2 separate regions of the Homo sapiens genome follow, and region 2 is linked to region 1. A link is an interaction called in ENCODE POLR2A ChIA-PET data of the cell type or tissue named here. Cell type or tissue: MCF 10A. All regions are shown on one strand. Links, peaks and the distances in the headings refer to the core of each region. The heading gives the core; the rest is flanking DNA. Region 1 overlaps HAO2 (hydroxyacid oxidase 2). Region 2 overlaps ZNF697 (zinc finger protein 697).

Region 1 (4,395 bases), core at 85-4,084:
GATTTCAAACTATAGTATCTGAGTTTTTGGCACTCCCCTAGAGTCTGTGCCTGAGGTCAGTGTCCCACTCCCTGCAGGTTGTTGCCAGTGCTATAAAAGGTAAGGATTTTGAGAAAAGTTCCCACCTCTATGAGGTTTCATATCTAACATTGTTCTTGTACTTCCTCCTAGGACCAGGGGAAAGGATAAGTCAGCTGTTGTCCCCAGAAGACTCTAATGAATGTCCTGTTCTGTCCTATTAAAAATTAACTCTAAAGCCTCACCCTAAGGTAAAATTCACTCCCTATTTTATTTCACAATTATTATCAACTCCACTGCATAGTATGGCTCACTAGAAGAGTTTGTACAAATGTATTTCTCTTTCACAACATCATAAAAATATTCCAGCTGGGCACAGTGGCTCATGCCTATAATTCCAGCACTTTGGGAGGCTGAGGCGGGTGAACCACCTGAGGTGAGGAGTTCGAGACCAGCCTGGCCAACATGGTGAAATCCCATCTCTACTAAAAATGCAAATAACCAGGCGTGGTGGCCAGTGCCTGTAATCCCAGCTACTTGGGAGGCTAAGGCAGGAGAATTGCTTGAACCTGGGAGGTGGAGGTTGTAGTGAGCTGAGACTGCGCCATTGCCCTCCAGCGTGGGTGACAAGAGTGAAACTACAAATAAAAAAAAATAAATCCAAATAATACCATGCTGGGACTATAAAAATGTCTTTTATTTGGACATGAATTCTCTCTCGTTACTAATAGTCACCAAAACAGCATGGAACTGGTATAAAAATAGGCACATGGACCAATGGAACAGAATAGAGAACCCAGAAATAAATCCAAATACTTACAGCCAACTGATCTTTGGTGAAGCAAACAAAAACATAAAGTAGGGAAAGGATACTATATTTAACAATGCTGCTGGGATAATTGGCTAGCCACATGTAGGACAATGAAACTGGATCATCATCTCTCACTTTATATAAAAATCAACTCAAGATGGATCAAGGACTTAATTCTAAGACCTGAAACTATAAAAATTCTAGAATATAACATAGGAAAAACCCTTCCAGATATTGGCTTAGGCAAGGATTTTATGACCACGAACCCAAAAGCAAATACAGTAAAAACAAAGATAAATAGCTGGCACTTAATTAAACTAAGGAGCTTTTGTATGGCAGAGGAACAGTCTGCAGAGTAAACAGACAACCCACAGAGTAGAAGAAAACCTTCAAAATCTATACATCTGACAAAAGACTAACAACCAGAATCTACGAGGAACTCAAACAAATTAACAAGAAAAAAAAAAAAAAATCTCATCAAAAAGTGAGCTAAGGACACGAATAGATAATTCTCAAAATAAAATATACAAATAGCCAACAAACATATGAAAAAGTGCTCAACATCACTAATGATTAGGGAAATGCAAATCAAAATTACAATGCAATACTTCCTTACTGCTACAAGAATGGCCATAATCAAAAAATAATAGATGTTCATGTGGATGCAGTGAACAGGGAACACTTCTACACTGCTGGTGGGAATGTGAGCTAGTACAACTATTATGGAAAACAGTGTGGAGATTCCTTATAGAACTAAAAGTAGAACTACCATTTGATCCAGCAATCCCACTACCAGGTATCTACCCAGGGGAAAAGAAGTCATTATATGAAAATGATACTTGCACGCATGTTTATAGCAGCAGAATTAACAATTGCAAAAATGTGGAACCCACCCAAATGCCCATCAATCAATGAGTGGATAAAGAAACTGTGGTGTATATATATATATATATATATATATATATATGATGAAATACTACTCAGCCATAAGAAGGAATGAATTAATGGCATTCGCAGCAACCTGGATGAGATTGGAGAGTGTTATTCTAAGTGAAGTAATTCAGGAATGGAAAACCAAACATCATATATTCTCACTCATAAGTGGGAGCTAAGCTATGAGGATGCAAAGGCATAAGAGTGACACCATGTACTTTGGGGACTAAGGGAGAAAGGGTGTGAAGGGGGTGGGAATAAAAGACTACAAATAGGGTGCAGTGTATACTGCTCAGGTGATGGTTGCACCAAAATCTCACAAATCACCACTAAAGAACTTACTCATGTAGCAGACACCACCTGTTCCTTAATAACCTGTGGAAATAATTTTTTTAAAAAAACTCAGATAAATGATGTTTGAACACAATGTTTTAAAAAAACAAATGGCAAACTCTGACCTGTGAGCTGGAAGTTTGTTTTTATAAATAAATAGACCTGGGGCTAGGATTAAGGTGAGGCAAGTGAGGCAGGGTTATACAAGCACAGGGTCAGGTTTCACCTGAAGCAAAACCCTCACGAGACTCACACTGATATTTGTGCTGTCTCCAAGTGAACTTGAGTTTGGATGTGAAGCCAAATGGCTTGGGAGAATATCAAGTTGATTAGCACAATAAGATAGGAGAAATTCTCCTCTCCCTGGCCCCTACCTTAGCCAATACTCATTCTCTAGTGGGGAAGCACAATGGGAGAATTAGTCTTCCTCTTTGTCTACTCATTACTCAGTTATTCCAAAAGAACAAGACCAGCTAAGTTGATTAATGAGAGCCTGACACCTATTGTATGATGTATTTTATTAGCTTTCTTTCAAAAGCCTATATTCTACTGTTTGCTGCTTGTTGGTAATGGGCTCTTCATTGCCTTCTGCTCCTATTTAGGCATAGTTGGGATGACCCAGGGCATGCTATGCTCTTTTGCTTTCTCTGTTTTGCTAAATACTGGATGGCTTGTAGGCATCCTGGCAGGGGTTGGGTGAGAGAGCTCAGTGTGTGCTCAGCCCAACCACTTTCTCCTAAGTTTGCAGGTCAATAGGTGAGATGAAAAGCAGGAGACCCAACCACTTCGGTTCAGCTCTTACCAGAGAGACACAGTGAAGGGTGACCCCTGCTCTCCACGTGGGCTTGCATTCCACTGCCTTTAGCAGTTAGAGCTGGTGCAGAGGAGGAGGTGAGTGGCTGGCTCTTAGGCTTCCAAGCATCACGTGTCTTGGAATGTACCAACCAGCTAGTGCAAATTTCTAATTCCTGGAATTTATCTTAAAGAAGTACTTGAGATTGTGCTATGGATTCAGTCACTGATGTGTTGTTTAAAATAGGGAAAGATTAGAGGCAATACAGATGTTCTACAATGGAGGTTGGTTATATAGTTGTCTGTTCATACTACATACCATTAAAAATAAGAGGAGCATATATACTGAAACAAAAAGTTGCTCTTAATATAATGCTAAGTAAAAGAAAAAAACACAATATTATTTATACTTTTCTTAAACACCAAAAATTGTATTTGCATTAAGAAGATGTTAACAGTGACCAAAATGTTGACGTTAGTGATAGTGATAAAATTAGTGTTAATTTTTATCTTTTGCTTATGTATGTTTTCTAATTTATCTGCAGTGAACATGTTTTATTTATATAAGTGTCAATGAAACTGAAGAGGAAAAAACCTCATTTCTCTTTCTTAAAACAAGTCAAGCAGCAATAGAACATTTGAAAAAATATAACTCAATGAAAACAAATCAACAACAAATTCCCATGTAAAGATTCTTTCCCTGCCTTACTTTCTCTCACTTTCTTGCCCTCAAACTTCATTTATAATGAACATAAATTTATGAGTTAAGGGAAAAAATTATGGACTTTTATAGATTTTAGCAAAAGACACATCAGGGTGTTTTTAGAGTTTTGCCATGAAACGTGTTTACTTTAGAACATCTGTCTAATCAAATTCAACATTAATTATTTATTATCTTAAGTGAACTAAAGATAAGTTATTTAACATCACTAAACTACAGTATCCCCATTTGCAAATCAGGGATAATAACACCCATCTTGCAGCATTGGCATGAGACTTAGAGATGCTATATGTAAAGGTTGAAAAAACAGCTTAGCACACAGTAGGCTACTAATAATAATTAACAGTCCTTAAAATTCACAGATACATACCAACACATGTGGTACAGAGGAGTGAAATATGCTCAGATTTCACAGAGTCCCTTGATGTGGACACACTCACACATACACACACAGCACTCACAAACACACCCTTCTCTGAAGTAATCCTACTTACTGAAGCAAGAACCTCATCAAGCTGCCTCCCACCATGGTTGGAAACAATGATACCCTGGACATTGTGCTTCACAGCTAACTCTGCATCCTCTTTTGTCAAAATCCCTTTCAGGATGATGGGCAATCGAGTTATGCTCTGAAACCAGGAGAGATCATTCCAGCAGAGAGAAGTGCTGATAGGAGTCATCTGGAAATAAGGTATTGCATTTCCCTATAGGAAATAAAAAGGGAACTTAGTCCTGAGCTCTCACAAGGCTACTTGATGCATTCCAAAGATGAGACACATTTAGAGAG
Region 2 (4,395 bases), core at 320-4,319, 240 kb before region 1:
TTTCATGAAAAATGTTTAAATGCGTAAATATGATGCAATTACTGCAGACTACACCTTTAAGCTACAGTATGTATGATGGTTAATTTTATGTGTCAATTTGGCTGGGCCACAGAATGCCAAGATTTGTGGTCAAACATTATTCTGGGTGTTTTGTGAGTATGTTTTTTAGATGAGGATAACATATAAATCAGTGGACTTCGAGTACATTGCCCACCATAATGTGGGTGGGCCTCATCCAATCAGCTGAAACCTGAATAGAACAAACAGACTGATCTTCAGAGGAATCTTCTGCATCTGCTCTCTTGGGTCTCCAGCCTGTCAGCTGACCCTACAGATTTTGGACTTGCCAGACCCCATAATGGCATGAGCCAGTTCTTTATGATAAATCAATCTCTCTCTCTCTCTCTCTCTATACACACACACACACACACACACACACACACACACACATCCTATTGGTTCTCTTAGGAGGACCCTGATTAATCAGTGTGCAAAAACAAAAAGAAAAGACAAGTATATGTCCTCAATTTATCTGGCTATTTTTTGAAGATGTGTTTTATATTAAAGAGATGCAAAGATCACTGGAGACACCATCCGCAAAATTGAGAGTCTGGCCACAACTCTTCTAGTAAAACCTGACTTTCAGTCACTTTCCCTTTCTAGCCTTAGTTTCATCTCTGTAAAAGAAGGTTAAACGAAGGGATTTCCAAGGTCTGTGATTTCCTGAAATGCAAACATGGAACATTTGAGCCAGCTGCTGAGAAAGTGTCTAGAGATAATAATTCTGAGGGCTGCCCAAAGTTTCTCTTACTAAACAAAACAACTGAGGGTGTAAAACAGTAGTGGTGGTGGAGCACAGGGAATAAAAAACCATCAACAGAAGGATTTCCTGTATATAAGGAAAATATACAGGAAAATGGATCACCCTGATTTATGTCGCGGAAGATTCTAATCAGTTAAATGTAAAATATGGATAGTAAATGCCAACGGGAAAACCTGTAGCTTTTGTGACTTCTCAGCTGAGGGCAGATAGTCTAACTTTGAGGGCACTTAGGATCTGTGTCTGCGTTGCACTAATTCTTATTTCGTGCAGGAGGAATAGGGTGGTGGTGGAGGATTGGCATTTGTGATAAGCTGAGGCTGTCAAGCCAAACTGAGGGGCCCTAGCCCAACCGATGGACAGGAAATGTCTGACCCCAAGGGCATTTGTGCTATTCCTGATCACAGAGATTGGAAGGAGCCTCAAACTGGTGCTGACCCATGGGGATGTAGGTTGGTTTCTCTGTTGCCTTGGTTTTGAGCCTTTTTGTTTTTCCACCTTGGGCTTCCCTCTCCAGGTAAAAAAAGCAGTAACCACAAGGCAGAAACCATATTATTTTAGCTCCTCTTGTCTGGAGAGCGGGCAACACTTAGGTGCAGTAATCTTTTGGCTGTCCCTGTCTGGAATTAATGTTCACCCTCACGCAGCAGTCTGCCACTTGGGTGGCTGGCATTTTGGGTTGGGCAGTCTGGGTTTGTGCCTGGCCAAGCCAGCTGAGGGGAAGTTCGCCTGCCACGTTTGGTTGTGGACACATTCTGTGTAAGGTGCTTACCCCTTGCTCAGTAGAGGCATCCCCTGCAAATATGGCGAGGTGGCTTTCTTTGCCCTTTGGGTTCCTTTTGACCATAAACTTAGCAGTGAGGAGGCAGGACCTTGATGGTCATATCCCCCGAGAGGCTAGCTGACTTTTTACCCAGTTGGTGCTGAAGATGGACAAATGATTAACCCCCTGGAATCTCTGGTTAGACCCCAGTTGTGGTCATGAGTTCAGCCTTTTGAACCGCAGGCTGAAATTGTTTTTCCAGCGCTCTACCCAATCGGGTGTCCCCGCCTGGACTCTGCTATGGAAGCGCTCCCTTGGGAAATAGTGGTGGGCAGGGGGGCGTGGGAAGAGGAGGGAGGAAGCCTCCAGCTGCTGCTGGCCGGCCCTGCGTTCCTCTGAGGAGGTAGGGAAGGGACCCTCGAGATGAGTGGGAGACAGGAAAGGAGCTGCAGTCTGGAGGCCCGAGTGGGAGCCGCTCCTGGCCCGCCGCCCGCCGGGCCGCTTCCTTCCCCTGACATGACAGCCCTGCCGGCCTGGCTCCCCGCCACCTGGCAGCGGCCGCCGCGGCACATGACTCCTCCGCCCTCTGCCCTGGGGGCTGGCGGGGCCCAGGCGGGGCCCAAGCGGGGCCCAAGCGGGGGCTGGGAGTGATCTGCTCTGGAACTGGCCGTCCCTGCTGGTCGGGGCTGCCAGGTGCGGCCCGCGCTGCTTCGCTGGGAACTGGCCTTCCTCTTCCAGTCCTAACGCGCTTGGCCATTTGTCCCTTCTAGGAGCCAGCGGAGGGGAACACCTGCTGTCTCTACCTGAGAGAGACGCCGCCTGGGGTTCACCTTCCCTGGCCTCAGTGTTCTTTACACGTCAAACGGGTCACCCTGATTTACCTCTCAGTTACTGGAGTCAAAGGAGATGGACCCGCTGCAGTGCATAGGAAGGTGCTTAGGTCCGCTCCAAGGAGACACCGCCTCCGCGGTGCCATCCACGCCAGGGGCCGCGTGACAGCTTGGGGTCCGCGCAGAAGGCTGCCTCAGCGAGGCGGCAGCTGCGCCCCTGCTTTATCTTTTAGAGGCTGGGAGACTTGGTGCTATTTCTGGCCTTGGTTTCTATGTAAAATCCAGGTTGGTGGGGGAGTTGTGTACACTCCTCTGCCCTAACCTCTTCATAGGAAGTTAGGTTAAATCCACAAAGTGGTGGGGACCTTGTTCAATAGGGATAGATTTCACAGGTAGCCCCAAAGTGGGGGATTTGGCGAATGTGCCAATAAACTTGGTTTAAATTCTAATTCTGGCTCTGCTACTGGCTTCAGTTACCCTCCCCGATCTTCCCACCTCATTCCCTCCCTTCCTCTTTTTTTTTTGAGATGGGGTCTTGCCCTGTTTCTCAGGCTGGAGTGCGGGGGAAGGTGGGGTCAGTCTTGGCTCACTGCAGCCTGGAACTCCTGGGCTCCAGTGATCCTCCTGCCTCAGCCTCCCAAGTAGCTGGGACTAAAGACATGTGCCACCACACCCAGCTATTTTGTAAAAAGTTTTTGTAGAGAAGGGATCTTGCTCTGTTGCCCAGGCTGGAGTCTTTTTCTCTTTTTAGAGACACTTTATCACATTCACCTCTGCTCTGTAGCAGTGTCTTCAAAGTGATCTTTCTTTCAAGTGGGGTTGAGTTTGTCTAGAAGGCTCTTGAGCATTTTCCCAGTGATAGGGTGATAGGCCTTACTTTTTTGAAATTGGGGTAGGGGAAAGAGACATGAAAATATCACAAGTTCTAGAAACCAGGATTTGAGCAGTCTTGTTGAAGTTGCCCAATCCCACCTTGAAGTGATCTGCATCCAAGAAAAAGGTTTTGTGATGGTGGTGGTGGAATGTTTGGGGATTAAGAGTTTGCTGTGTGGATTAACAAGCTGGAGCTGGAAATGTCTAATGAAACTGACAATGATGCCTTCCTGGATCAACTCACCTGTGTGTCACATGACAAGCTTGAAGAGGACTCAGGAACATTCAAACCCAACCTTCTCATGGAACGGAAGCCCGAAGGGGGCAAATGCTTAAAGTCACACAGCACAATGGTTGTGTTGGCCAAAAACCAGAGTTGTCTCCCTCAGTGATTACAACCAGATGTAGAATTAGTTTTGTATGCCCACCACTCTATTGCTTTTCCCCCTTAAACTTCTATTCCTTCTTATTGGGGGAAGGAGAGCTCCCTTACAGATGGTGTACGTTAGGGTTTACTGAACCAGGCACCCACACCCTATTTAGCTTTAGACCTATACTCTGTTTACAGGATGGGCAATCAGCAGCTGAAAACTAATTGAATTTGGAATTAAACCTTTCTCCCTCTACCTAGCTCCCTTCAGCAACTAGTCACTCCCTGGTTCTTGTATCCACATGGTGAGTTGTTCATTAATAGAACCTTTAGCAGCAAGGCTAGGGGAAGCTGTTTGTACTTGCCAAAGGCCATTCTCCATGAACGTAGCTGGGAATAGGTGACCCCCAATTTAGAATGGGGGTGTGTATAATTTTCTTAAGAAGTTGGCTGAAGTTTCATCATAGTAATAACTACCATTTATTGTGTCTCTAACATGCCAGCAGCTTTTACAAACATTAATTTTTGTGGCTCGAGAAACAACCCTGCAAGGTAGGAGGCAGCATCCTTGTTCTTATGGATGCAGAATCTGAGATTCAGCAAGGCTAAGAAACTTGTACAAGGTAAAGTGGCTGGCAAAGAGCAGAGGATTCAAACCCAGGTCAGTCTGGCCACAAAGTGATCACACTGCCCTGCTGCCCACTGGATATCCAGCTCCAGCCTTGCCTAAGAAAACATG

The links. Peaks named below come from ENCODE experiments on the same cell type or tissue, not always from the same donor. Only the 100,000 strongest peaks of a DNase experiment are listed, where the experiment ranks them.
Region 2: POLR2A ChIA-PET joins it to region 1 with 5 read pairs; 2 of 35 experiments call an interaction of 5 or more read pairs at or near these places.

Annotation. Positions count from the first base shown.
Region 1 is chr1:119,386,539-119,390,933 of GRCh38, reverse strand. HAO2 (hydroxyacid oxidase 2) reads right to left here. Exons shown (of 8, transcript NM_016527.4): 5 at 4,103-4,312. Among named protein-coding and RNA genes, the nearest start is that of HAO2-IT1, 20 kb to the right of the region's middle. In MCF 10A, for the core only: no CTCF peak of the experiment used is centred there; no DNase peak of the experiment used is centred there.
Region 2 is chr1:119,629,412-119,633,806 of GRCh38, reverse strand. All of the region lies in intron 1 of ZNF697 (zinc finger protein 697), which reads left to right. Among named protein-coding and RNA genes, the nearest start is that of ZNF697, 17 kb to the left of the region's middle. RefSeq lists silencers at 2,080-2,239, 2,330-2,379. In MCF 10A, for the core only: no CTCF peak of the experiment used is centred there; a DNase peak (open chromatin) is centred at 2,136.